2 separate regions of the Homo sapiens genome follow, and region 2 is linked to region 1. Evidence: chromatin loops called from intact Hi-C (ENCODE). Cell type or tissue: PC-3. All regions are shown on one strand. Links, peaks and the distances in the headings refer to the core of each region. The heading gives the core; the rest is flanking DNA.

Region 1 (15,461 bases), core at 3,441-8,440:
CAATTAAATGTGGTTACTGTGTCAAGAATGCGATTCTCTCCTTAGAGTGACCCTCTTTGGTGCCATTTCCAAAACTCATTGTGGTGAAAACTCAGGGCTGTCTATTCATGTTTGTGAGCATTTCTTCTGTGGTTACTTGGTTTTCTCATATGGAGGATTAGAGGGTACTAAGGCTGTGGGTTGGACCCAGAGGAGAATGCAGGGGAAAGGAAAGAATCTTCCCTAAGAAGCTAAGTGGGTCACCATTTAAAACCATAATACTTCAGAGATGGGAGGAACCTTAGATACCAAAAGCAATTTCCTCCTTAATACAAGGAAGGAATTACAACCCAAGAAAGCTAGGACACCAAGCCAGGCCCAGAGTGTGCAGGCCTTGGCTTGCATACTAGCCTCTCTGTACCACACTGACTCTCCTAGGGGTGTCTTAGGTACACACCTGGCAGGCACCAATCCTGTCCTATTACGAAAACAAGGGAATAGCCCAAGACTTGCTTATGGTGTGATTATAACCTTGGTGAACCATTTGACACTTTCCAAAAGTGGGGAGCAGATATTGCTTTAACCTATAAGGGATTTAGGGTCTCTTGGAGATAGACGCTTATGAATACTTTTGGTTCTACAGAACTTACCTCACCAAAAACATGAATTTACGATGAGGCATGGAGACAACCACTCAACCTGGAAACCAAAATTATGGTCTCCAATCTGCCATTTAAGCTGCCATGTGAGATCATGGCAAACCATCTACTTCTCCAGGCCTCTTTTCTAGGCTACATGGGCCCAGTAAAACGACTGGCTTTGTGAGCTGTTGTGGACATTGTTGGTGCCCTACCCGTATACCTTCATTAGGCCCATTCCCAGCTGCTGTGAGTGTTGGTGAGGACTTGCAGGAAGGGGTCTCTGAAGCCCTATCTGAGGTTCTGCTTCTGGGTATCCAAACCAAAGACATCTCCGTCATAGCTGCAAGAGTCAAGTAAGAGTCTATACATGGCAGCCCTCTGAAAACTACAGGACCAAAGAGTTTTTACTGGCTCTTGATGAAGATCCTGACTGTAAAAATCCCAGCTATGACTTCTTGGTGGAAGGCCAGTGATGACAGCAGATAAGGCAACCTGGGAGGGCAGGGCTGTTGTCATGCATCCCAAGGATGTGAACCCAGGCTTATTCCTTCACCACCCAGAGGTCCAGGGTAGTGGCAGACAGTAAAAACGGATTGATTTTCCATATTGGGAGGGCAAGTATTAAAGTTTCAAATCATTCAGACCTTGGAACTGAACAAGGTCACAAAAATTCCTGCCTTTGCTTCAGGTCCAATGTGCTATAAAAGTATCATAGTGAACTGCAACTTTCTTAAGTGATGCCAGTTTCAGCATATTTTCAAATCCCTAAATATTTATTTTAAGAGGGCATTTCAGAGGTAAGCTTGGGGTATGTGTAGAAAGTGAGAGGAAAAGAGAAAGAGACAGAAGGATTGTGTCCCTGAGGTCTGGAACGTTTGCAATGTCCCCAGTTAATCATTGATGCCCCAGAGCCCAGTGAGCCACCAGAGCTGGCCCTGCTGCAGGGGGCCAGTATGCTTGCTAATGGAATGCCAGGACGCCTTTGGCGCAGTTAATGATTTACCTCCTCCTAGTTGCAGTGCTTGGCACTCCCATTCTCTGAAGCTGATAGAAGCCTGGGTAGACCAGCCCTGCCTAATGGAGTGCAGGAGAAGACAATGATGGTTTGCAGATTCACTGTATGAGCAGAGTCCTGAGGGGCCACCTTCTGTAGGAAAGGGTTTCACACGAGAAGAATACTTTAACAGTGTAATTGTTGTCTGATGTTCCCATGCATGAACGTTTCTGCCTTTAGGGCCACAAGATGACATGATTTTATATGGGCGCATGACATCTGTCACCTTTAAACATGCATAACATTTATTTGCATGGCTCTTTTATTTCCGCTACTAGATTTAAATTCCTTGAGGCCCTCAACAAATTAATGAATGTGCTATATACATTCATTATACAGCACACTAATATAAAAGAAATGCATTTTTTAAGTAAAATTCTTTTTTCTGTTTTGCAAAGGCCAGGTGTACTATTGCAGAACTCTCAGAAACTAATAGTTAACTAAAAAGAAAGGAGGAGACTCACAATCCTAACCACCCAGAGACAACAGCTGTTAACACACCATTTTATATTACAGTGGCTGTGAGACCCTGTGCATCCCAATGGATGCGGTCTCCTTCAACACTGTCAGCCTAAGTTCTGGAACACTTGTTTTGGTGAGGCTACAATGGCTTCAGGCATTGTTCACATGGCTTTTGGGGAATCCACTCCAGAGTCTCAGCATTTCCTCCAAAGTACTCAATCTCTGTCATGAGTATAGTTTAGATTTTGATAGGAAAGGGATATATTTTTGTTTCCAGACATTGTAAATAAGATGGACCATATTGATTTGGAGTTTTATTGTTGTTTCTTTTTCACTGAAGCTTGACCACAAATTAGTGGGGACAGAAAGGCAGTCTTGTGAGATTCACAAACTGGCACTGAGGGGTGACTATATGGAATAATCAAAGAGGGATTGTTCACTTTGGGAGTTTTCCCTGTTATTCAAGGCTTCCTTCCTTAGGAAGAAATCTGCATCCTGGTTACAGAGACTCTGGTCTAAGGGTGGGCTAGGGGCTGAGCACCTGGGAAGAAAACTGAGCACAGTCCAAAGACAACGACCGGCGCTTTTTAGCATAGCTCTTTCCTCGCTTAGTATGCTTAGGGAAGAGACTGTATTTGGATGCCCAGGCCTGTGTGCACATGCGCCAATATAGCATCACTCTGTGACCTTGCAGGGGGTGTGAGTAGGATTATTGCTACAGATCAGTGAAGCCTTTCTTTGTAAATGCAATTTGGGGGTCATTCAGTGAATTTTGATTTTGCTTCATCCGTATCCATTCTCTCTTTCCTTGAAGTGAATACATGGATAAAACTATTGCTACCACTGTTTTGTAATGCAAACAACTTTGTTCTCAGGAAGCTCCTATGATGCCTTCTACTTTCCAGTGCTAAAATCCCCAATTCTGGGTCCTTGGCTGTGCATTAGTGAGCCATTCTGAACCCTAATCCTCCAAAGATGAGTTAATTCTGAAGAGCCTACTGAGTTTCAAGTGTTTGAAGGCCCTTGGGGGACTTCCTTTCTTTAAAACTCAAAGTGAATTCTTTTCTTTGAATTTATCTCTGCATTTTCCCCTCTTTTGAGAGATGTCTTCTCTCTGACTGGGTTGCTATGAAACTCAGATGATTGCACCACTGTACTCCAGCCTGGGCAACAGAGCAAGACTCCATCTCAAAAAAAAAAAAAAAAAGGAAACTCAGATGAGCCAAGTACTTAGAGAAGTGCTGAACCCTTAGCACTCAGCAAATGTCAGCTGCTAACTACAGTTAGAGAAAGGCAAGTGGTCTAGAGCAGCACTACCCCATAGGACTGTCACAAGGCCTGGATGTAATTGTAACTTTTCTAGTAGCCACATTAAAAAGTAGAAACAACTGAAATTAATCTGAATACATTTAATTCAACATATCAAAAATACTACTTTTCAACATCTAATCCATATTTTTAATTATTGAGATATTTTGCCCTTTTTTGTATTGTCTTCGAAACCCAGTGTGTAATGCACACTTACAGTGCAACTCAGTCTCACTGGCCACATTTTGAGTGCTCCATCGCTACCTGTGGCCAGTGGCTACCGTGCTGGGCAGTGCAGGTCCTGAACCTTGCTACTCAAGGTGAGTTCCAGGGACCAGCAGCATCAGTAGCATCTGTGAGCTTGTCCCAACTGCAGAATCTCAGGCCCCAGCCCGGACCTGTAGAAGCAGGATATGCATTTTAACAGGATCACCAAGTGATTTATTAGCATGTTGGAGTGAGAAGCACTGGTCTAGAATCCCCGTACTCAGTCCTGGCCCCCTGGGATTCTAATCTAATTGGTCTAAGGTGGGACCTGGGCACTAGTGTTTTTTTAAAGCTCCCCTGGATGATTCTAAAATGCAGCCGGGCTTGAGAGTCATTTGCATAGTGGATTCTGGACCCAGGATGCCTGACTTTGCCACCTTCTACCTTTGAGACCTTGGGAAATTGCCAAAACTCTCTGTACCTTGATTTCCTTATCTGTAAAATGAGGATGAAATGGGGGCGTTATGAGGATTAAATGAGTTAACACATGTAAAGCACTCCAAACAATACCTGACACAGAGAGAGTACTCATGAAATACAGGCTCTTACCCTTTCTTCTTTTTCTTGAAGGTCCGGGGTTACCCAGAGCCCCAGGTGACATGGCACAGAAACGGGCAACCCATCACCAGCGGGGGCCGCTTCCTGCTGGATTGCGGCATCCGGGGGACTTTCAGCCTTGTGATTCATGCTGTCCATGAGGAGGACAGGGGAAAGTATACCTGTGAAGCCACCAATGGCAGTGGTGCTCGCCAGGTGACAGTGGAGTTGACAGTAGAAGGTGAGTCCCAGGAGGCCCGAGTCCAGGAGGGAGCTGAGCTCTCAGTTACCCCAAGGCCTGCAGCTCCTGCCTTAGCCCTCTCTTGAAGGATGGAGGAACTGACAAGAGAAAACACACCCCATCCTTGAACCCCGGACCTTCCAATCTAATGGGAGAGATGTGGTCCCTGCGAACAAGGGAGGCATCCAGGAGATGATGTTTGTCAAACTAGGTATCACCTGTCTCCTGCTTGAGCCCTCCCATGGCTTCCCCTCACACTGCAGCTGAAATCAGACTCCTTAGGATGGTCTTACAGAGCCCCACCCAATCTGGCCCCTCCCTAGCTCTCAGACCCATCTTCTGCCACTCTGCACCTGTTCAGCCCACCGTGGTCACACCCACCTCTGGCCCTTCTTTGAGCAAGGCTACAGGGCCTTCACCCTTGCTGTTCCTTCTGTAAAAGAAGAGCCCTTCCCTCAGCCTCTCACCTGACGCTCCTTTCACATCCTTCAAGTCTGTTCTCAGATGTCTGCTCCTTAGAGGCCCTTTCCCAACCATCCCAGCCCTATGACTCTCCATCTTCTCACCCCACTCGAGGTTTTTCTTTTAGGACGTATTACCATCTCACATTGCAGTGTCTTCTCCATCCCCCACCACTAAATGGAAGATTTAGGAGGAGATGGACTTTCTCTGCTCATTGCCTTATCTCCAACATCTAGAAAGCTTCCTGGCACATGGTAGATACTGAAATATTTGAGGAATGAATGAACAATGTTTTTATCCTCATTAACATCATCTTTAGCGTCATTATGAAATAATACATGCTCATTATTAAAAATTATGTAACTCAGAAAAATATGTAGGAAGTAAACACATCAATGTGTTAACATATTAGTTAAAAGTAATTGCAAAAACCACATGACTTTTGCACCAACCTAATATTTTTGTCTTTTTCCCCACTCTGTACTTTAAAAAATTCTGTTAACTTTAAAACTTCTAGGAGAAAAATTGGACCATAAGTAAAATATTTTTTGCTACTAGTGTGTCCTTCTGCCATGCTGAAGCCACTCCACTGGAAAGAGTATCTCTAGTTCAGGTCCCTGGCTGACACTTAAAGCCTTGATATCAGGAAGGACATGGGGTCTGTCAGCCCCTCAGAAGTAACACAAGGTTCCCTTGACCCTTCCCGGTCTTTCTAAGACTGGAAGTTTATAAACCAAGGCTCAGACTCACTTCTCCTCTTTCAGAAGACTGTCCTCCCAATCTGGTTTTCAGGGGACACTAGATGGAGAATTAAGGTAGTCAGGGAAGGTTCCAGAAGGGGGCGAGGTGCACCTGGGCCAATGGCCGCCCTTTGCCCTGTTTTCCCTGTCTCCCCACACCACAGAAGGGCCAACAGGCTGTTTCACAGAGTGGAGCATGCATAGTTTGGATGCTTTCCTTAAATTCTTTAACTGAGTGACTCACTTACTCTAATGACCTTTGAGTGCTTTTGGCTGGGGCATTCCAGATGGAAAGTGGCCCCTGCTCAGAACCTCAGGATGGACCTCAGCTCTGCCATCCTGGTGCTGTGCTTTCCCCTACATGAACCCCCTTTCAATGCCTGAACTTTGTGTTGATGCCTACAAATAAAAATTACCCTGTTCCCTCTTCTGAGTTCTGTTTAGAGCTGGGGAAATTGAGAAAGCACTGAGTTATGAGTTTGTGCCAATGAGATGTGTGACTCTAAACCTCTGCACCTGTCTTTCTGCAGGATAAAGGGTTTGACTTTGGTGGTCTCTACAACCTGGACTAGCCCTTGTTTTCTATGATCCACATTAAGGGAAGACTGGAGTCTGTTAGGAATACAGGGGAGGCATATAAAACCTAGATAATATGAAAACGTTTTCTTCAATCCCTACTGTTCAGGAAGTGAGATCTGATGTCATGACCAAGCAGGAAAATTTTTAGTAGCTCATGGTACTCAGGGCAGGGGAAAGGAAATCAGGCTGAGGGCTGTAGAGGAAGGAGAGCAGGCTAAGGCTCTCAACCCCACCCCTCCCCTTTGGTTTTCATTTGGGGAGACTCAGGCCCTCAAATTAAAATTAAAATACAGTTAATTAAAATAAAATTAAGACATAAAATGTAAGATACTTTCTGTCTTCTAACTCTAGGAGATAGAGAACAGCCTAAAGGATGCAGCTCTTTAAATGTGTGTGAGTCCTATGCACATTCTGCTTCTGCAGCAAGACCGATTTTAAGCTAATGTGTGGTTTGGGGCCACCCCACAGACCTAGGCCTGAAAGAGTCCACTCTGGGCCCTTCTGCCATGGATGAGTTGCTGGCTGTGCCAGGCTAGCCCAACCCTTTACAAAGGAAACCTAGCAGCCCAACTGCCTTCCCTCCAGCTCTCTGTGCTATGCTTCTTACTTGGAGTGAGCAGAGGTCCAGGAATTCAGAGTGTAATTCATATGTGGAGTTTTGTAATCCTTTAGTGGTCAAGTTTAGGAGGCAGTGTTGTGCAATGGAAAGAAAGTCAAATGGTCTTGGATTGAATTTTAGCTCTACTAATTTCTAACTATGGAGAAATTAACCTTCCTAAGCCTTACTTCCTTTTCTGTGACTTGGAGTTCATGGCTGCCCCACAGTGTGGTACAAGGATAAGCACAGCTAGTAGGAAGTAGCACCCAGAAAGTGGTAGCTTCATCATTGTTTGAACTGGCATTAGCATCCTTAGAGCTACTTAAAAAGGGAAATCTGCAAGAGAGAAAGATTCCTCATCTGACGTTTAATGTAGTGATCAGGCCCAAGAAACATTCAGAATCCCCCAAGAGAACCAGTGCCTTAATGAGGGCCATGCAGTTATTCAGGGCCTTACATGATGGAAATCAGCCTTGGTCTGAGCCCCTGGAAGGCTATCTGAAGACAGCTCTGACACTTGCCCACCTCCAGAGGTCAGGTCATGAGGCTTGGTGCAGAGCAAGGAAGAGACGTGGTACCTGCCCTCTGAGAACTTCCTCTCCCGTGGAGGACCACAGACCTGTCCTGTAGAGATTTAATGTGAGCCACATATATAATCTTTTTTTTTTTTTTTGAGGCTAGGTCTTGCTCTGTTGCTCAGACGAGAGTGCAGTGGTGTAATCACAGCTCACTGCAGCCTCGACCTCCTGGGCTCAAGCGATCCTCCTACCTCAGCCTCCCAAGTAGCTGGGACTATAGGCCTGCACCACTACACTGAGCTAATTTATGTATTTGTATGTATGTATGTATGTATGTATGTATGTATGTATGTATGTATTTTTCTGAGACAGGGTCTTGCCGTGTCACCCAGGCTGGAGTGCTGTGACATGATCTTGGCTCACTGCAACCTCTGCCTCCTGGGTTCAAACAATTCTTCTGCCTCAGCCTCCCAAGTAGCTGGGATTACAGGCGTGTGCCATCACGCCCGGCTAATTTTTGTACTTTTAGTAGAGATGGGGCCTCACCATGTTGGCCAAGCTGGTCTTGAACTCCTGACCTTGTGATCCGCCTACCTCAGCCTCCCAGAATGCTGGGGTTACAGGTGTGAGCCACCGTGCCCGGCCTTATGTATTTATTTTTTTAAAGATGGGGTTTCACCGTATTGCCCAGGCTTGTGTAATCTTAAGTTTACCAGTAGCCACATTTTAAGATATCAGGTAAAATTCATTTTAATAAAATACTTATTTAACCTATTATATCCAAAATATTACCATTTCAATGTATAAGCGATATAAAAATTATTAATGAGATATTTTACATTCTTCAACATCTGGGATGTATTTTACACTTACAGCACACCTCACTTCAGACCAGCTATAATGCTGAGTGCTCAATAGCCACAAGTGGCTAACAGCTACTCTTTTGAACAGTGCAGTTCTAGAAGCTGCCACCTGAATAGGAATAAACAAGGTTTACACAGAACAAAAAGAGAAAGCCACATGGATGAACAGGTGTTGATATGGTTTGGATGTTTGTTCCTTCCAAGTCTCATGTTGAAACGTGATTTCCAAGGTTGGAGGTAGGGCCTGGTGGGAGGTGATTAGATCATGGGGATGGATCCCTCATGAATGGCTTAATACCATCCCCTTGGTGATGTGTGAATTCTTGCTCAGTTAGTTCACATGAGATCTGGTTGTTTAAAAGAGTCTGGGACCTCTCCCTTCTCTCTCTTTCTCCCTCTCGTCATCTGACATTTCTGCTCCTGCTTCACCTTCCTCCATGATTGTAAGCTTCCCGAGGCCCTCACCAAGAGCAGATACTGGTGCCATGCTTCTTGTACAGCCTGCAGAACCACAAGCCAAATAAACCTCTTTTCCATGTAAATTACCAAGCCTCAGGTATTTATAACAATGCGAGAACAGACTAACAGGTGGTGAGTAGTCCTGGGTCATCACACATCCACACAGTGAGCATCGGACATGAGGTGGAGTGAGTGCCCAAACGGTGGGTGTGCCCCAGCCCCAGTGGTCTCAGTCTGAGAAGGCCTTTGACTTTTCAAGGACCAGAGAGTCACTTCAGGTAATAAAGGGTTAACTTTAAGGACATAAGCTCAGGAGCCCAGGGAAAGCCAAACTGGCAGCCCCCAGAGGAGATCCAGACCTCAGATGGATCACCCACCTTACAGGATTGGTTAGTGCAAATGCATGTGCACAGAAATCACCTGGCGAATCTGGTTGAAATGCAGATGCTGATTCCATAGGTCTGGAGCAGAGCCTGGGAGTCTGCATTTCCAGCCGCCAGTTGATGCCATGCTGCTGGTCCACAGACCACTCTTGGAGTAGCAAGGAGGGATTTAATTACATGTGTGATATATTCCACCTAGTACAGTGATTCTCAAACTTGAGCATGCATCAGAATCACCCGGAGGGCTGCTGAAAACACTGACTGGGCTGGAGCCGTCTGCCTGGCTCTCCCCTCCCAGATGGTCCAAGCACACCTCCTCCCTACCCCCAGCCACCCCTCAGTGCCGCAGCTCCTGCTATCCACACCCGCATGAAACTACTGCAGTGCAGACCGAGGCTCTGACTATGTGAGAGAGAGAGGGCCAGCCAGCAGGTCACCTAGACTGTGACAGCAGAAGGGAGAATGACCCCCTGTCACAAGATTTAAGGGAGAAGAGTAGCCCTGGTGACCACTAAGGCAGCTCTGGTGGTGCCACTGACACCAGGATTCTCGGGCCACCTTGAATTCGTAGGAAATGCTCCTGTGCCATCTTTTGTTGCCACTGCCGTTTTTCAGGGGCAGATCTCTTAGACTCCTTTTATCTTCATGTTGGGTTGGATTGATGACATTATACATTTTTAGGCCGTGTCTATTTATACTGGCTGAGTTTTAAATTACTGTGTTCCTCCTGGATGTTTGTCATGGTTCTTCTTTTGGTTCTTTTTGCTCTTATTTCTTTTGGACTGTCTTCCTTTATCTAACTTTTCTACCCATCTGAAGGACCTATAATTATATTTCCCATTTATGTTCTTTATAAATGCTTTTCAACCTCTAAAACTCCCCAATGACTTCATTTTCTAGGGGTATATACCCTATTTTTTAAAATCTAGGCAGAATCTTAAAATGCTCTGAGTTTTTGTCCTTTTCTGTCTCATTAAAGTTAACAATACAAATGTGATAGAAAGGGAAATTATTCTTTTTGCCCCACCAGACTCTTTGCTGTAAAATAGTTGTGTGTTCAAGACTGCCTTTGCAGAAGCAGCCTTACTCATTTAGTATACAAAAGAGTTAGCTGGAAAGTTACTTGGTCCCATTCTGTTCTTGAAGGATGACTTCCAAATTTCCTTTAGCTGGAATCTCTTCCCTCCTTTATCTTCACCATCCACTTTGCCTTTGCCTCTTTTTCCCTCCAAAATACACACAGGTTGCCCTTGCTGGCCTAACTTAGATTTTTGCTACTGATGCTCCCTCCTTTTTCCATCTCGTATTCCTCCACCTCCTTCTCCCATCTCCACCCCTGGCCTTTGGTAGATTTAGGCTTTTCCCAGTTGCTGTTAGTTCTAGCCTCTTCTTCATTCCTCAGATTTTATTGAACTTTGTGCTAGGATATAAAGAACAATAAAGCTCAAACTCCTAGCCTCAAGCAATCCTCCTGCCTCAGCCTCCTGAGAAGCTGTGGCTACAGGCATGTACCACCATGCCTGGCTTCACAATTCTTTATACTTGAACTTATTTGTCTTTAAATTGTAAATAAAGCCGGGCATGGTGGCTCACACCTGTAATCCCAGCACTTTGGGAGGCCAAAGTGGGCAGATCACTTGAGGTTAGGACTTCAAGACCAGCCTGACAACATGGTGAAACCCGTCTCTACTAAAAACATAAAAATTAGCCATATGTGGTGGTGGGTGCCTATAATCCCAGCTACTCAGGAGGCTGAGGCAGGAGAATCACTTGAGTCTGACATGAGGAGGTTGCAGTGAGCCAAGATTGCACCACTGCACTCCACCCTGGGCGACAGAGTGAGACTCCATCTCAAAAATACGTAAAAAATAAAAATAAATAAATAAATTATAAATAAGTATTTTAAATGTTTTTCTTCTCCACTAGAACTGTAAGCTCCATGAAGGCAAGACATGTCTCTTTTTATCAGTTACTGAATCCCCAGTGTAAGGAACCTAGCACAGGGCCTGAGCCATGATAGGTCTGGCCTGTAGAAAGAGCTCAGTAAATATTTGTTGACTGCCTCTGTAGCTGCCTTTGGTACTTCATCCCCTGTACTAAGAAAGGGATTCCGTTCCTAGTATATATAAGCACTGGTCAGAGCTTCAACAAGTAGACTAACATGTACAACAAAATCTAGAATAATATCTGAGCCTTAAAAGAAAGAGTGCTTCAAAGAGGAGAATTTTGGCAAAAATGTTATTCACATTGAGCAATTTCAGTGACCTTTAGTTTTGACTTTTTTCATTCCTTTTTTCTTCAATACCAAGTTTAATATTCAACCAGAAATTCTGGTTCTAGGCACTTCTCCAGAGGTTTTCTTAAGCCACTGGCCCTAAACAGAGACAGTACCACCCTCTAGGGGGCACTTAGGAGATTCATGGGGGCCCTTTTGGTTTCCCAGTGATTGGGAGTGTTGCTGGATTTAGGGGGCAAGCACTAGGGGTACAGGATGGGCTTCACAGCAAGAATCTTTTCCCAGTTCCTCACAGTCCTACCAGAACAGACACCACAAATATATAAATCGGTGGTTCCTTAGTCTTCAATAATACAAAAAAAAAGAGCCCAGTAATTGAAGAAATGGTCATCATTTAGAGGGAAGATTAAAAGGAATGAAGCTATCCTCCAAAATTTTTGAAAAATTTACTCTGCACAAATTTTCTACTAAATGAAATATAACATTTCTATCTATATATAATTACCTCATATAATTGTATATATAGATAGTGCTGTTACTACACTATTGCTCTGAAAATGTGGATCAGAGGAGACTTAAAACTCTTAATATTAGAAGCAAATAGTATTAAGTTAATGGAGATGCATAAAATGTAGGCATCTTATTGAGTTTTATTGCCATCTCACATTTTTTAAAACTTTGGGGAACAGTAATAAATCTATATTGTAAAAAAATTATGTATTTCCATTATTTTTTGGAGATGACTGCTGTTTTCATCCTAGCACATGTCTTCTCTATAGTCTCTTGTTATTATCACTGTTCCTTTGTCAAAACCATTCACTGAATGTGTATTTCAAGGTAAGGTGAGATTTTACCTTGAAGTCCTGTGATAAATTTTACTGTGATAATTTTCTTACTACTCAACCCCGTATCATAAAACGGAGAATTGTTTTAACACCACATTAATACATTAATCATCTTTCTAAAAATGTTCTCTACTTCAGTGGTCTGTAACTTGTCTTGCTATGTTATCTTCTTTTAAAGTTATTTTCTTCTTTCTTTTTTATATAATACATCTTTTTATTTGAATATTCTAGTGTCCACTGTAGACCTGTGCTCTTTCACTTTGCTGTGCTACTTGTACAGCATGATTTTTCATCATTCACTTTTAAATCTAAACATGCATTAGGAGTTAATGCAAGAATCTGCCATTTCATTGTCATCTAATGTGCCTGAGCACTTATGTAAATTGAAATGGTCATGCTTGAACAGTTGCATATTGAAATCCATATTTTTATAATTCACTTTCGCTCTATATCACCGTAATGCTTTAGTTAAGGCTTTACATTTATTTTCTTTTTGAAATTATCACATACGTGTATGTGTGATTAGAAGGGAATTTTGATCAGGGTCGCATGGGGATATCAGTTAATACGTGTTATAAAAAGCGGATATTTGTTCTGATAGAGTGGAGAACCACTATTTTAAGTAATCCTCAAAAAACACTTTGAAGTTGGCTACAAGTAGGGTGACTGCTCCCCACTTTTCCTGGAACAGTCCTAGCTTTCTCCTGCTATCCTGGCATGATTATTAATTGCATCTCTCTCAGTGTTGAGAGTCTCTGTTTGGATGATAAATTATATCACCGCACATTTTTAGAAGCATTTCGGCTCCTTTCAATTTTGATCACATTATTCACTTTTTGAGCAGTATGTTCTGACCCGATTCAGTCTTTCTGTATCACCTGACAAACAGAGCTAGGTCTACCTTATCCCTTCCACCACTGAACTTTCCAATCCTAAGACCTGCCAGCATTCTCTTTTACTTGTCTTTGAAAAATCTAAGATCAAATACCGTCAGTGTCTTGGCCTCTCCTTTTTCTCAGCAACTTGCTTCTGTCCTCACCAGTTCTCTTAACTCATTCTTCTATTTTTTGCATTTCTACTTTAATCCCCTTTCCACTTATTTTTCTACATAACCTTACTGTTCTGCCAGATTTTCATACTTTTACAAAATTAATTTTGCCTTATCTAACAATTTGCAACTTCAAATTTTTCCTATAAATAGACCCTGTTAGTAATTTTAGCCTAAATTCTTTTTGTCTTGATGTGAACTCTCTGTTAACTCATATTAAAATAAGCATCCATCAATTCCATTTTTAGCTGACTGCTTTATGTGATATGTTTTCATCATACCCTCTTACCCTGACATAGAAGTATCTCTCCCCAGCATTCTTTTGCTATTCTTTGGGAAAGTGCCATGTTTTTGCTTTTATTTATTTTTTAAGGAAGAAAGGAATTTAAGCCTTTTGGATTAAGATATTTAGCTCCCAAGACTTTTTAAAATGCTCAGTCTAATTTTTTTTATTGTGGTAAAATATACATACCTAACATAAAATTTACCATTTTAACCATTTTAAAGTGTACAATTGTCATTAAGTACATTCACAGTGTTGTGCAGCCATCACTGCTATCTCATTCCAGGACTTGTTTATTACCCCAAATGGAAACCCCATACCTATTGAGCATTAATTCCCCATCCCCTCCTCCCCCAGCTCCTGGCAACTACTAACCACCATCTTTCTCTATGGATTTGCCTCTCCTGGACATTTCATATGAACGGAATCCTATCATACATGGCCTTTTGGGTCTGAGCTCCTTCACTTAATGCACTTTTTCAATGTCCATCCATGTTGTACCACGTGTTAGTACTTCATTCCTTTTACAGCTGAATAATACTTCATTGTATGGATGCACCACATTTTCTTTATCCATTCATCAGTTAATCAGTCTAATTTTTATAAAATCTTTATTCCCAGATGAAATGAGTGATACAGTAGTGTGGGTAGTACAATGGATGGTACACGGATATTTTGTGATGAAATGTTAGAGACTGGATAATGCTGTTGTATGGAGCGTGTTTAGAAGGCCCTATCCATCCTCTATTTGGATGCCAGATTTTACTTTCTTCCTCCCTGCCCCTTTTTTTGCAACTAGATTATGTTTTTCATGTTTTATTTCTTCTTTACCATTGTATTTATAGGTTTTAGAAAATACAGCTGAATAAAATTACTCAGAGTACCACAACCCCCAAAATAATCAGTATTAATAACATGATACCTTTTCTTGTCATTTTCCTGTCTTTGGGTATTTTAGTTTTACCTAATTATGATCACATTAAATAGGTAATTTTGTATGCTGCACAAAATGTATTTAACAAATATTTAAATACCTACAATGTGCTGGGATTTGTTCCGGATACATCTGATGAGTGAATAAGAAGTTCTAGTGGGGATATGGGTTGGGTCTTTAGCATATAGATGATATTTAAAGCTATGGGACTAAGACCTCCTGGGAGAAATTAGATGGAGCTGGGGAGAGGCCCAGGACTCAGCCCTAGGGTGCCCCAGCATGCAAAGGTTGAGCAGAGAAGGAGGTTGAGAGAAGATGAATAACCTGGTAAAAGCAGGAAAGTCTAGAAGAGAAAGTGCTTTGAAGGGGAGTGGGACCTTGTGTCAGATACTACTGAGCATCTGAGTGAGATGGAGACAGAGTGTCAACCATTGGGTTTGACAAGATTGTGGCTGGGATGGAGCCCAGTGGAGCGGAGAGGATCATAGCCCATTTGGAGTGTGCTGAGGAACGAATGAGATAATATCCTAACATGTACCTGCACGTTTCAGATATTCTTAAACATAATTTAATGGCAGAATAAGATGTCTAATTGTACATTTTACCTGACTACTTATTTTCTTCCTACTGAGTGACATTTATGTTGCTTCTAACTTTCACTATTACAAATAAGATAAAAGTGAATAGCTGTGTAAACTTTCTCTTCTAACTTTAGCGTCGTTTCCTTTGAATGGAGTCACAGAAACGGAGGTGCTGTCCCAAGAGCAGAGCATCTTTAAAGCTTATGATTTTTCCTCACTCAAGTATTTCCAGGAGGACTGGACAGTTGGCTCTGCCTCCAGCAGCATCTGAGGGCCCAGCATCTTGACTGTCAGTTGGGTCCTTTCAAAACAAGTCTCTCCTTTTATCAATTTAGAAGTTCTTTTACTTTTGAATAGAGAATGGAATGACAAAAACCAAAACACTTTCAGGAATGAAAACTAGACACAGCTCACTAAGTAATGTTAAACAGAAATGCCTGTAT
Region 2 (15,461 bases), core at 6,294-11,293, 190 kb before region 1:
ATCCAGGTAGTTGTATATATCAGTACTTTGTTGGTTTTTTAATGCTGTATAGTATTCCAGCCTGCGAGTATACCACAGTTTATCCATTTCTGCTATTCATGGCTATTTGGTGTTTTCAGCTTTGGGCTACTGCAAATCAAGCTGCTGTGAACATTCTTGCACATGTCTTTCAGTAGACATAAGCACTCATTTCTATTGGTGTATACCTGGGAGTGGAATTGTTATTTCATAGAATATATGTACGTTTAGCTTTGGTAGGTGTGACAAATATCCATATATTTTTCTAAATTTATTTTGTATACTGATAACCTATGATTTACCAGAATATTTTCATTTCTGTTAATAGTGTTTTAAAAAACCTTTGGGAAGGGGACCTAATTAGGGAAATAGTATTCAGATTGTTATACCAATCTATAGGTAGTGCTATGTAGAAAACTTTGTTGTTTTTTACTTATTACTTTGTTAATACCGATTTCTACCTTGTTCATAGACTAATACTAGGTTCTGTAAGAGAAAACAATGAAGTACAGCCCTGCTTAGAGAAACTTGTGGTTTAGTCAGAAAGGCAGGAGGATGAAAGATAAGCAATATAAGGCAGTGTGTCAGTGGCATATGATTTCTATAGACAATATGTGCTCTAGGGTGGTGAAGAGTAGTCACTAGACTGGAATGATTGGATTGGAAAAGGCTTCATGGAAGAAGAAAACTCAGATGAGCCTTGGTGAGTGGGTAGAATTGGATTGGTAGGAATGGTTCATGAACAATGTTATTGGAAGGTGAGAAAAGCTTGTTGGGTAACTAAATTGGCCTGCCTGAAATGAAAAATTGGAGTTGGGAGTGATGGGGCGATAGTTGGAAAAGTAGCTTGTGGTCAAGCTTTGGAAACTTTAAATGCCAGGCCAAGATTTTGTTTGTTTGGTTGGTTTTGTTTTGTTTTGTTTTTGAGGACCCAAAGCATCAGAATTGTACAAACTATTCTCTTTCCTATTGCATTTTCCCTTGAGAACATGAACTGACAAGGAACAAGGTGAAGGAGTTTGACTGGACTTTAGGGATAATATAACTCCCTTAAAAGAAGTGTTAAAATGAAGGAGAGATTTTACAAATGGCAAGTAGCATAAAAAATGGGAATTGTAAAGAATTAGTATAGATGATTTTTGACTGGGGAAACTTAAACACTAATTACTTTCAGAAAGAATTTGAGATGATTTTCTTTAGTAGGGGTGATAGTGGTAAAGCCCTTCTATGAAGTATGTGATGGATTGGACTACTTCTGAGAGCCCTTTCTTCTCTTAAAATCTTACGGTAAAAGTTTTTGAAGAATCATATTTCAAGAACTTTTTTCTTCTTCCACATTAGCATCTTCAGATAATAAGAAACAGATACCTAATGAAGCTTCTGCTAGAAGTGAAAGAGACACATCAGACCTAGAGCAAAACTGGTCATTGCAAGATCATTATAGAATGTATTCACCCATAATATACCAAGCCCTCTGTGAGCACGTGCAGACTCAGATGTCACTGATGAATGACTTGACTTCAAAGAACATCCCTAATGGAATTCCTGCTGTACCATGCCATGCTCCCTCTCATTCTGGTGAGTACGAATGCTGTTTAAAAATCGTGAGTGTAAGTTCTAATTAAATTGCTTGGTTACTGTATAAAAAGTAGGATATGTGATTAATTTTTTCTCCCTCTTACTTACAGAATCTCAGGCAACTCCTCATTCTAGTTATGGCTTATGTACCTCCACCCCAGTCTGGTCACTTCAGCGGCCACCCTGCCCTCCAAAGGTTCATTCTGTGCGTACAGTTCTTATACTACATAAGTAACTATTTGCTTATAGCAGTCATTCAGGAGGGACTGTTGAATTTATTGCTTATAACTTAATGCACTAGGATTTAAAGACCAGTTGTTTATTTTTTTTTGCTATAAAAGTTTTACATGTTTATGGCCGAGCGCCGTGGCTAAACGCCTGTAATCCCGGCACTTTGGGAGGCCGAGGTGGGTGGATCACGAGGTCTGGAGTTCAAGACCAGCCTGGCCAACATGGTGAAACCCCACCTCTACGAAAAATACAGAAATTAGCTGGGCATGGTGGCACATGCCTGTAATCCCAGCTACTCGGGAGGCTGAGGCAGGAGAATTACTTGAACCGGGACCCAGGAGGCAGAGGTAGCAGTGAGTGAGATCGCGCCACTGCACTCCAGCCTGGGCTACAGAGTGAGACTCTATCTCAAAAAAAAAAAAAAAGAAAAGAAAGAAAAGTTTTACCTATTTATTAATGACAATAATGAAGGAGAAAGAGGGGAAGAGATCAGTAGGAGGAAAAAAATCAACCATACTGACCACCCAAGTACAACTGCTGTTGACACACTGATAGAGTTCTTTCCAATCGTTTAATCCTCTGTATAGGTTTTAGTTTCTGGTTTGTATTTGTTAACATTTGCTTTCCTTTTAAAATAAAGTTATAAGTCAACAATACAGTCTTATATACTGCTGCTTTCACTTAATACTTTATTAAAAACATGTTTATTAATATATACCCTTTGAATTTTTAATAACTTGTTAATACTGTATTTTTTGGATATACCATAGTCTGTGTAACTACTATATGGTTAGGAGTAGTAACCATATATTTGAGTTTCTTATAATTAATATTATTATTAATAAGCAAGTTTTTAATATCAGAAACTTACTAATATTTTTAGCTTAAAAGTAAGTTGGATTTTTTTCCTCAGTGCAATAAAGATTCTTGTTTTTTAAAGCTTAATTTACCCTGTAATATGGGAGCATTACAAGGCCATGACTAAAATAGACTGTTTACAAATACCACAGATGGTTTAAAAGCATCAAAAATTAGTCCACTTTGGGAAATTACATCATAAGAAAATAAGTTTAAACATACAAAAAGTTTTTGCACAAACATATTTACAGAAATGTTTCAGCAGTGAAAAACTGGCTGTTACTTAAATGTCTAACTGTATGGGAGTAGTTACACAGACTATAGTATATCCTCAAAATATAGTGGTAACTACTTATTAAATATTCACAAAATGAATATATTAATAAACATGTTTTAATAAATATATTTCATATATTTGAGTTTGTTGTAATTAATACCTACAAATGAGTGCTCATACTTCTGAAGACTTGTTTTTATCTTTCTTTAGGAAGTTCAAACTGATGGCAACAGTCAGTTTGCATCACAAGGTAAAACAGTTTCTGCAACCTGTACTGATGTTCTACGGAATTCATTTAATACCAGTCCTGGAGTTCCATGTAGCCTGCCCAAAACTGACATATCAGCTATTCCAACATTGCAGCAACTGGGCCTTGTTAATGGAATTCTGCCACAACAAGGAATTCATAAGGAAACAGACCTACTAAAATGTATTCAAACATATTTGTCTCTTTTTCGATCTCATGGAAAAGAAACGCATCTGGACAGTCAGACACACCGAAGCCCTACTCAGTCACAACCAGCTTTCTTGGCCACTAATGAAGAAAAATGTGCCAGAGAGCAAATTAGAGAGGCCACAAGTGAAAGAAAGGATTTAAACATACATGTGCGAGATACAAAAACAGTGAAGGATGTACAGAAGGCAAAAAATGTGAACAAGACAGCTGAAAAAGTTAGAATTATAAAATATTTGTTGGGAGAGCTCAAGGCCCTGGTAGCAGAACAAGGTAGATGGGACTTATAACTTTCTGTAGTATGGTGTTATACTAAATAGCAATGTCATGTTATTTAGCTATCATTTAAATGGAGTTTGTGGTATTTTCCATAGAACTGTGTTTTGAGCTAATAAGAAAATGAGTTCTACTTATTGTATTATTTTTTAAGTTTTGATCCCTTCTTTCCTGTGGATTTAAAATGCGTTTGAGAATGTCAAACATTCAGTCTTTTGCTTGCAAGTGTGTATTTATTCTGCTTGATAATAGACCTTGAAAAGAGTCAACCAAAGAGAATTTGGACAGATAAAAATTTTAATTAGAGAATGCCTATAAATGATTAACTCCCTGAGTAGACTGATTATTCTTCCTGTTTTAAAAAGATGCAGAGAATTCTTTCCTGTCACTTCTTTAATAGCCAACTGTTAGATTGTTTAACAAATCTCACTTTGAGAAGTAACGCATACCTTCTTATGCCCTTTTCAGTGTATTTTTAGGACTTTTTTTCTTAAATCAAGGTGTTTCTGAGCCAGATTCTATTCATTTGTTTCCATTCTGTATATGTATTCTATAGTAATGGCTTTTGCTTGAAATGAGTTACAGTTTTGTCATCTTGGAAACACAGTAATTGATTTTGGAAGCATTGATTGAATACCTAACGTTTGCAGACCAAAAAAAAAAAAAATCTTAAAATGCTATATAAATGTAGCACCATTAGACCAAAGATTTAGTATATTAAAATTGCTCTGTTTTCAGACCTTCAACTTATTACCATTTTCACAGTCAGATACATAATCATGGTAATAATAATAATACCATTAGCTGTCATTTATTGAACACTTACCATGTGTCCAGCACAGTGCTAAGTGTTTTATATGCATTATCTCATTTAATCCTCCCAGCAGCCCTATGTGGTACTGTTACCACTCCCATTTTACTGATGAGGAAACTGAGACTCCGTCTCAAAATAAATAAATAAATAAAGATTGGTAGAAGACTGCTTGATCATTGAACACAGTTGTTTACTGTGTACATATACTTTTCATGAGGATGTTAAAATATCTGTGAAACTGAATACATTTTTGTAACTTAGAATACACTTTCAACTTCTAGGTTATCAGATGATTAATAAATAATTTTAAGTACTTTCAGCCCGTAGTAAATATGAATGGGAATGAGGGGACAAAGATAAAAGGCAAAAGAATTAATATCTACCTTCTATGCCTGTGTCTGTTTGCAATCTCCAAAAACATCTACTGTCCACAATTATTAACAAACTTTTGATGTCACATCAAATGAGATGTGGCTGCTTGTGTTCAATCTACTTTAGAAAATTAAGTAATGAAACTATCTTAGCAGACCCTCACTCAATATTTTGCCATATTAACCCCCTAAAGTAAATTGTTTGCTTATGCCAGGATCAAAGGTTGTATTATAAATGTTAATACTATAACCAGTTATAGGAAACCCTATAGCAATCATAGGAGTCCACTGTGGTCCTTTGTAACTATGGACTAAGAGTTTTGTGTAAGCCACATTCCTACTTGACTCTTGAACTGAAAAAAAAAAAATCACTTATGTAATAATCCTGTGATTTAAGATTAATCTTTAGTTTACTGAACTTAATTTCTTTAGAATTCTGAGGAAACAAATACCAGCAGCATGAAAGAGAAAAATGGAACCTGTATAATAAATTTATAAATAATTGAGTTGAATTTATAACAAGAATGTACATATCTATAAAGATTTTCTTTTTTAGTAATACATACTAATAATCTTGTCCAAAAATATAATATTGATTTTACTCATTTCTGTTGCCTTCTATAGAGGATTCAGAAATTCAGAGGTTGATTACAGAAATGGAGGCATGTATATCTGTACTTCCAACAGTAAGTGGAAACACAGATATTCAAGTTGAGATAGCACTGGCCATGCAACCATTAAGAAGTGAGAATGCTCAGTTACGAAGGTAAGAATTGCTCTTTGAATATTTTTGTCTGTATGCAAAGATGTCTCCTGGCCAGAACAAAGGTGCAAATGACATACCTAGGACTTCATAAGTAAAATTTATTTGCTGTCTTACTGTATTTCTACTTTTCTTCCTCATTTTTCAGAGATTTCCAGCATTCTCTAACTCTTCCTTCTGCCCACTTGTATGTATTTTCTCCCACTTATTTTACCCCTGTTGTCACTTGGTAGTGTGTAGGCAGAAAAATGAAGTACCTCTGTATATTTATCAGACTAGTCTAAGTTATGCTGCAGAAACGAACTTCTAAATCTCATTTGCATAGCACAGCAAGTTTCTTTCTCCCTCATGCCAAGACTAACATGGATCATTGGTGGCTCTTTCATCATGTGACTCAGGATCCAGACTGCCTCCATTTTATGAAGCCACTGTCTCAGTATGTGTTGTCTAGGAAAAAGAGAATGTGGATGTGGTAATGGGGGAGTCTTACATGGCTCAACCCAGAAGTGATCGTTTCGCTACCACTTATATTTTATAGGCTGAAACAAGGCACATGGCCCTGCCTAATAGAAAGGTCTGGGACATTATGTTAAAAGCAAACTGTTTTTCTTCTGCTCTCACACCACAGCAATCGACACAGAACACTTATATGACCAAATGTGTAGGGATTTCTCCCCACCAGCAAGCAAACAATCAGTTCTGCAACAGACACCAGTTGGGTGTCCTCCAGTTCAATTCCAACACTATCTACCTGGAAATGGTATCAGATCCCACAGGTTGAGAGCTCAGTTCCACAAGACTGAGCTCTACTTCCAATGCCAATCACAAGCCCCAGGTTATTTTGCCTGTGTTTCTGACTGATTGGCTATAAATCGAAGTTCCCTTGACCTCCTTCTTTGGGCTCAGTTAATTTGCTAGAGCGGCTCACAGAACTCACGGAAACACTTAGTTTACCACTTTATTATAAAGGATATTATAAAGGATACAGATGAAGAGATGCAGAGGGCAAGGTATTGGAGAAAGGGCATGGAGCTTCTATGCCCTCGGTGGGTGCACCACCCTCTAGAAAGCTCCATGTGTTTATCTGGAAGCTCTCCATACCCTGTCCTCTTGGGCCTTTTATGGAGGCTTCATTGGATAGTCATGGTTGAATCATGGTCAGCTGTGAAGAAATGTGATTTGACAAAAAGGGTATGATCTAATAGACAGAGTGGGGAAACCCAAGAAGTTCTGTCTGTTCAAATTCTGTTTGACCTCTCTGGGGAGCATTCCTTTCTCCTCAGTATGAGGCAGGTCTCCTTCAGAAATGGGGTTCTTATGACCTACAAACAGACAAGGTAGGTCAGAGAATTTCCTTATGGCCAGCTGTAAGAAAGGTGGGAGAAGATTAGAGTATATTTTTAGTTCCTATGGCCTACAATGGGGAGGAAAAAGGAGCAGGTGAAAGGATGGCAAGAGAAGGTTAGAGAGAGAGATTCTGTTTTCTGAGGCCTGCTTCTGAGGCCTAAAGTACCTGAATATTAACAAACGACTGTCTTTCACCTTTATCACTGAAGCTGGTCTGAAGCTGCTTCAGGAACCAGGGACAAAAGGCCAAATATTTTAATAAAAGGTATGTTTTTGGTTTTGACTGCTTAACAAATAACAAGGGCTGTGGGTGTTGACAGCCAGGAACTGTGAATGAAAACATATATATATATGTATGTGTATATATACGTATATATATGTGTATGTATGTATATGCAGTAATAAACATACACACACACCACACACATTTATATACAATATGTATATATAAAAATATATAAAATAATGTCACAGATATATACTTACTTCTATACACCCAGGAAGGAAAGGAGAACCTTAGTAAGCACTCGTGTAGCCCCACCACACTTAGACATAGAAAAAAGTAAAATTCTTTGATATTTTTTCTTTTGGTCATCTTAACTTGTTGGAATTACATTCTTAATTTGTTTAGGAAAGATGTAGAACAGGGATCTAATCTTGAAATATAAAAGGAATCACCCACATATTAGCAATAATATCTTAACTTTGAATGTTTCAGTGATGACCATCAAGGCCAACACTTCAGTGTCTATTTATTAATACACTTTGCAAAATATTGGAGTACATATCAGGTGCTTCTGCAGCACTGCAATGCGAATGTGCCCTGAGAGAGTGTTACAGCTGCATAAGTTATAGACATTGTGTAAGATATGACCTGCAAGGATCTACACAAATTTTTAAAGAAACTGGAAAGCAATTAAATAGTTGGAGCATAGCTAAAATATACGTATCTGGAGCCTGTAGAGGCATGATAGCTAGTGAGATGCACTCATTTAGGATTCTTTGTCTAGAGGTCATTATCCTGTAGCTACTACGATATAAGATGGGGTTGCTGGGTTTAAGATCTAATATCATCTTTAGTCTTGACCTAAGGAATTCCTATTACCAGCATAAATTTTTAAAACCAAAAGTGAGTAAATAATAAAATAATGAACAGCAAATACTGCTAACATTTATTGAATGTTTTATATATGCCAGACTATTGTCCTCGATATGTGTCACCTCTTTATATCTTCACAACAGCTTTGTGAAATAGGTGCTATTTACTCGCATTTACAGATGAGGAAATGAAGGCACAAAGAGTTTATGTAACTTGCCCAAGGTTATATATCTAAGAAGTTAAGAGTCAAGACTCGAACCCAGGCAATTTGGTTTTAGAGTACAGTGATCTTAACTTGTAGACTTTTACACTGTCTCGGTTAGGAAGTAGAGATTTAATTATACCTCACTATTTAGGTGTATTTTGTGGAACATAGAATGTATTGTAAGCCATTCAAAGTAAACAAGCATATTATTTAAAGGAATGACAATCAAATAATTGGTTCCTTAAATAAGGATACCAAAACTTAGTCTGAGAATATTGTATTTTAACATTGTCACCATGGAAAATATTAGTGGTTCTTATTTATTTCGGTTCCTTAGAACATTTTTAAATTGCCTTAGGAGCTAATTCATAAGCCACTCAAGAAAATGAAGTTTACTATTTTATGGGCCACCACTTGTTTCTAGTTTTTTTAAAAGGTATTTGTTTGATGTCTGACCTAATTCTTCAACTGGCACCAGAGCTATTTGGCTGGCTGTCTTTACAGGACAAAGATTATATAGCATGCTATTGCCACTGTTGTTTACTTGACCTTCTAAAAGATGAAATAACTAAAAAATGAAGAATTTATTAGATATGTTCTTTTTAGCAGAATGAGGTTTCTGGCAGTAGTGTAGGAAAGTTTGTGCCACTTTGGTAATCTATTTGGAAAGAATTACCCATTATCTCCATTACAAATAAAAATTGGAATACATTGGTTCATTCGAAAGTGTTTCTCATCATTTTCAATTTTTAAAGAAGTATTTTTTTTTTCCTGTTTAGATATTTGGAAACTACATGTTTCTTTTTAACCACATCTTTCAGGACTTTCTTGGAGTTTATTGCCATCTTGTGGCTTAAAAAATAGCTAGATGCATCGTTTCTATGATATTTTGGCATTTTTGGCATTTAGGCTAGACAGTTTTTAATGTGTCTTCTGATATAGTTATTCAGCATTTAGCCTTCCTGGTCCCCAACCACTAAATGTCTGTGGTGCCCCATTAATTTTGACCACCAGAAGGCCTGGCACATTTCCAAATTTCCTGGATGGGAGTTTGGTGGGTATTACCTCCAGTTAAGAGCCATTGAGCTAGAGAGTGCCAAGAATTCATGACCACCTCCTGATATTAAACTCAACTATGAGACCATTATGTAGCCACACAGAACATAAAAATGAAACGGGAGTGAATGGAAGGAGTCAAGGATGATGTTCAGGTTCTGTCTTCATAATTTAACAAATGTTAGCATAATTCTTCCAGATGGGAGCTACTAGAGGAAGAATAGATTTGTTTTATTTCATACTGTTAATGTTTTTTGAGTTAGGCAAGGTAATAGGAGAGCCTGTGAGTTAAGATTTAGACCTGCTGAGTTAGACTGTCTGGAGTACAGGAACAAGATGAAAGATGGAAATGTAGACTCGGGAATTATTCTCTGAACATGTTTTTATTGAGCTTTTTGTATAGATCTGGCACTGTTGTAGACACTGGAGACAATCTGATTGAAAGTAAGTGATCTGTTACCAGCATATAAGTAAGTGGTATATTCACCAAGAAGGTAGAGTGTGTGAATGCAGTGAAAGGTGAATTGCTGGGGAGTAACAACTTTTTAAGGAAAGAACAGAAGATTAAAATTAGGAGAGTGACATCACAAAAGTCACAGGAAGAAAACAATTTATAGGAGAGATTTTGCATAGCATTAAAATAAACAGACAACAAGAACAAAGGTAGGTCCAGAATAAATATCACAAGACAAATTACTCAAAGAACTTCAGAAAAACTTAAAACAGTATTCCATAGTCTCAAGGAAATTAAAGATAGTAGGATCTCTTACAGGGAGAAAGACTGAGATTGAGACAAAGTGCTCAAAGAAGAAAAAGAAAAAGAGAAGAAAAGTGAGTTAAGTGAACTCAGAAAAATAAAGCAAAAAAATTACAAAAATGAAAGAAACAAATGTAAAATCATTAATAAACAGACAAACTCAGGGATATTGTAGTCCACTAGAACTTAAGTATTGTGAAGCCTGAAGTTTTTTGTTTTGTTGTTTTTTGGGCTTTTAGGTTTTTTTCCCTAAGTCTTTCTGTTTTAATTGCTACTAAATTCATAGTTCAGTGTCTCCTACTACCCTTAGCTTCTTCCTCTTCCTAAACCCTTTAAAAAATTTTTATTTTTATTATGGTAAAATATATATAATATTTACCTTTTTATTTTTAACCATTTGTAAGTGTACATTTCAGTGGCAATAAATAAATTCACAATGTTCTGTAGCCATTACCACTATCTGTGCCAAAACTTTTTCATCCCCAACATGAACTCTGTACCCATTAAACAGTAACTTTCTCTTCTTCCTTTTCTTACTTCCTCGTAAGTTCTTGTTTTTTGTTGTTTTTGTCTCTGAATTTGAGAAGGCTGAAATTTTGTCGCTTTATAGTTTGCAACTATATTTCTAGTGCTAGGAATTGTGCCTAACACTCACTCTAACAAATATTTGTTAAATTGACTGAATGCATGGTAGATAAGCTTGAGGGAATCACACAAGGCAAAATAGAAAAAGAATGATCTAAAAATTATTATGAAGAAGATAATACATATGAAAAAGAAAATAGATATAAATTAGTGTTCCTGAAAAAAGAGAACAGAACAAATGGATTAAAGACAATATTAAGATATTTATAAATAAAAGGGAAAATTTTCTGGTTGTACCACTTTATTCTAGCCTGGGAAACAGAGCAAGACCCTATCTCTAAAAAAAAAAAAAAAAAAGATCTGTGTCAGCAGATGAATAGGACATAGAAGATCTCAGAAAAACCATGCAAAACAATCAACACCAACACATATGCTGGTTAAGTTACTACACCCTAAGGATGAAAAAAGTTAATTTTTGGAGGCACTCAAAAGAAATAGAAAATTATGTATGAAGAGAAAAATTTTAGGCTATCTCCAGCCTTTCCACGGTGATTTTCGTTGCCAGGGGATCATAGAATATCATTTACAAAGTTCTGAGGGAAAGAAAGTATGCCCCGAGAATCTCTAATGTGGTCTAGCTGTCCTTTTAGTGCAAAGGCAACAGTCATATTCTCAAGTGTGCAAGAACTTAGGAAGTTTAACACCCTTGAACTCCTTTAAAAAACAAAACAAAAAACTTGAATGGCAAAGTCCAGTCAACCAAAAGGTGAATTCAAACAAAAGAGTAGACAGATGTGAACATTGAATCTATACATAAAACTAAGACAACCGTGGAAATTATGGTTATAGATCAGAATGTGTTAGTAATCTTGACAATATGAATTCCAAACTCTGCATTTTTCATATCCTATTTCCTAAATTTTAGATTACTTAGGAATAATATTTCTTGAAGTAAAGAAATATTTGCCTAATCAGTTTTGGTTTCACTTGTTAATTTCTTTCCATTAAAATCATGTAATCCTAAATTCAATGCATAATATTTTAAAATAGTTTTTGTAATATTATCCCATTATTTTAAAATTCTTCTTAGATATTTGTTTTTTTGTCTCTGCATATGCTGGAGAATGTATGAATGTTATCCAGCAAATAATGATAGTTATTTCTGTTTAACAATGTGCTAGACGTTCTAACAAGTGCAGTAAGGCAAGAAGAAATAAAAGCCAGCCACATTGGAAAGGAAAGAAGTAAAACTGTTTTGTTCACAGATGACATGATAACTCTTGTAGAAGATCCTATGGAATCTACAAAAATGCTGCTAGAGTTAATAAGAAAGCTTAGCAAGGTTGCAGGATACAAGATCAATTGTATTTTTATGTGCCAGCAATGAACAATTTGAAATTAAATTTAAAATCAGTACTAGAGTAGCATCAAAAAAATATGAACAATTTAGGGATAAATTTGAAAAATATGTAAGACCCATACACTGAAAACTACAAAATATTGCTGAGAGAAATTAAAGATCAGTATAAGTGAGAGATAAACCAGATCCATAAATGTAAGACTTAAGATATCACTTCTCCCCAAATTGATGTATAGATTTTATGTAATTAAAGTAAAAACCCAAGCATGCTTTTTAAAAATATTTAATTGAAGCTGATTCTAAAGTTTACATGGAAATTTGAAGACTCTAAAGTACCCAAAACAGTATTGAGAAAGGAAAACCAAGTTGGTACTATTCAATTTCAAAACATAAAGGAATAGTATTCTAAGAGGTGTGGTGTAAAGGTGACAAATAGATCACTGAAACAGAATAGAGTCTAGAAACAAATTCACACATAGAGATAGTGTTTTGCAAAGATATCAGAGAAATTCAGTGGGGAAAGAATACTCTTTTCAATAAATAGTGCTGAAACAATGAGAGAGTCATGTTTTTAAAAAATGAACCTCAACCTTTACCTCATACAGTATACAAAATTGACTTGAAATGAATCACAGATCTTAATGTATAAACTAAAACTACAAAACCTCTGAAAGGAAACGTAAGAGAAAATCTTAGGGATTTTGGATTGGGAAAGATTTTAAAAATACAACACAAAAAATATAAACTAGAAAAAAATGAGTAAAGTGGACTTCATCAAAATTTAAAACTTCAGTTCTTCAAAAAACACTTATTAAAAATGAAGAAGCAACCAACAGACTGAGAGAAAATATTTGTAAAACATGTACCCGATAAAGGACTTGTATTAGAATGTATAAAGAACTTAAGACAGTATAAATTTTTAAATATCAAGTTGAAAAATGGGCAAAATATTTGAACAGACACTTCACCAAATAAGTGGATATCAAATATGAATATCAAATAAGAATATAGAAAGATGCTTATCAGTAATGATTAGGAAAGTGAAAATTAAAACCATGACAAAATACCACTGCATACCCATTAGAATGGCTAAAATTCAAAATTAATAAATGTTGGGATGTGAAGGATTTCACAATTAACTGATGGGAATGTAAAATAATTTGAACACTTTGGAAAAAAAGTTTGGCAGTTTCTTAGAAATTAAACATATATCTAACATATGATCCAGCCAGTCCACTCCTAGATATTTAAGAGAAGCCAAAGCATGTGTCCACACAGAAACTTGTTGATGAGTGTTCATAGGAAACAACCCAAATGTCTATCAATAGGTGAATGGATAAACAAATAGTGCTATATCCATACAGTAGAATACTACTCAACAATAAAAGGGTAAGAACTATTGATACATGCAACAGCATGGATGAATCCCAAAATTACTATGTTGAGTGAAGCCAGGCTAAAAGAGTATATATTCCATAATTCCATTTATATAAAATTCTAGAATATGCAAACTATAAATAAGTGCTTATCTGGGAGGAGAGAGTTATGAAAAGGGCTATGAGGAAACTTTAGGGGTGATGAATATGTTTTTTGAAAAATTTTTAGCTTTGAGGGTACACGTGAAGGTTTGTTACATAGGTAAACACGTGTCACAGGAGGTTTGTTATACATGTTATTACATCACCCAGGTATTAAGCCCAGTACACAATAGTTATCTTTTCTGCTTTTCTCCCTCCTACCACCTTCCCCTCCCTCCTACCATCCAGACCCCAGTGTCTGTTGTTTCCTTCTTTGTGTTAATAAGTTCTTATCATTTAGCTCCCACTTATAAGTGAGAATGTGGTATTTGCTTTTGTTTCTGCGTTAGTTTACTAAGGATGATAGCCTCCAGTTCCCTTCATGTTCTTGCAAAAAAACATGATCTCATTCTTTTTTATGGCTGCTGATGGATATCTTAATTGTGATGGTGGTTTTACTACATCATATGGCAGAAAATAAAATGACACACTTTAAATTTATGTAGTTTATAGTATGTCAGTTTTATCTCAAGCTGTCTAAAAAAAAAAGAATGACTTGAATAAAAGAAATATTTGCCTAAGTAGCAGCAGTTCTTTTCCTTTTTTAAAATCCAGTATATTTAAATTTCGTACATATCTTAAAATAGCATGTGTAACATCAATTTTTAAAATATCCTTTTTTCTGTTTTTATCATGTATCATTTTAAATAGAATATTTTTTTAAAAGCCTAGCCCTGAAAGCAGGGAATGAGAGGAATGAAAGTAGCTACTTGTACAGTTAGGTTGGAGGGAATTTTTTTAAAATATGGGAAGAGTTTTAATATGTTTCTTGGCTTAGGCACATGAACTGGCAAAGAGGGAGAAACTGCAGATACAGAAGATAAAGGGAGTGGGATAGGAGCAGAGTCCTTGATGGTCTAGGAGGAGAATGGGATCCAGGGCACAGATAAGGCTACTCATCAGACTAGATGGAAAAAATGAGGGCTAATACACATATGGATACACCCTGGGACCAAAGGATGACTGTGTTTGTCCCCAAACCACATTATTTTTAGTGAAAAAAGGAAAGTATACAATTGAGAAGAGGAGGGTAGGAATGAGAGGCTTGCAGTGAATTATTAGAAGTTTAGATTGGTTACGTTTGGGAAGAGAAGAATCTGACCAGGGACATACAAAAGGATTATCGAGGAAAGCTTCTGTTGTAAAGGGGAAACCTTTAAAGAAAATCAGAATTTTATTAAAACAAAAATAAGCTCACATTATACTGTTGTTCTGCAGCTTGCTGCTTTCACTTCATAATGTGTCTCAGAGATCTTTTCACGTCAGTACAAGTGGACCTCTCGCTTTTTTTATTATCTGTGTATTAGTATTTCATATATGGATGTACCATAATTTATGTAGCATTTTAAGTTGTTTCCAACTTGGCACTATTAAATAATTGCTGTTGTGAACATCCTTGTATGTATCTACAAGGTGGGAGATGCTTTTGCACATGTAAAACTGTTTCTGATGCTTGATAACCTAGAAGTAGAATAATTTTGTCAGAGATTATGAACATTTTACATTTTGTTGGACATTTCAAACTGCCATCCAGAATGGTTATACTGATATAATCACATGAATTGAGTTAATTCATTTCCTGTACTATCATCAGAAAATGTTATTTCTTTTTATTTTTGTCAATTCTATGGCCAAAAAGTACCTTCTTTTAAATTTGCAATTCTTCATGTTAGTGAAGATGAGCATTTTTATCATATGCTTATAGGCCATTTCTATTTCTTAGGTGAACTGCTCATTCTTATCCTTTGTCACTTTTTACTAGGTTGCCTTCCTTACTGATTTGTAGGAGTTCTTTAAATGTTATGGACCCCTTGTCTATAACATATGTGCAGGTA

What was found. Peaks named below come from ENCODE experiments on the same cell type or tissue, not always from the same donor. Only the 100,000 strongest peaks of a DNase experiment are listed, where the experiment ranks them.
Region 2: it touches region 1 in a loop (18-fold over the local background); 1 of 110 quality-filtered maps calls a loop at or near these places.

What each region holds. Positions count from the first base shown.
Region 1 is chr3:123,741,359-123,756,819 of GRCh38, reverse strand. It overlaps MYLK (myosin light chain kinase), which reads left to right. Exons shown (of 34, transcript NM_053025.4): 5 at 4,282-4,489. Among named protein-coding and RNA genes, the nearest start is that of MYLK-AS2, 59 kb to the right of the region's middle. In PC-3, for the core only: no CTCF peak of the experiment used is centred there; DNase peaks (open chromatin) are centred at 5,899 and 6,889; H3K27ac peaks cover 701 bases.
Region 2 is chr3:123,935,031-123,950,491 of GRCh38, reverse strand. CCDC14 (coiled-coil domain containing 14) reads left to right here. Exons shown (of 13, transcript NM_001366335.1): 6 at 1,360-1,596; 7 at 1,707-1,801; 8 at 3,173-3,689; 9 at 5,502-5,643. Among named protein-coding and RNA genes, the nearest start is that of CCDC14, 18 kb to the left of the region's middle. In PC-3, for the core only: a CTCF peak has its summit at 9,136 (motif pointing left); no DNase peak of the experiment used is centred there.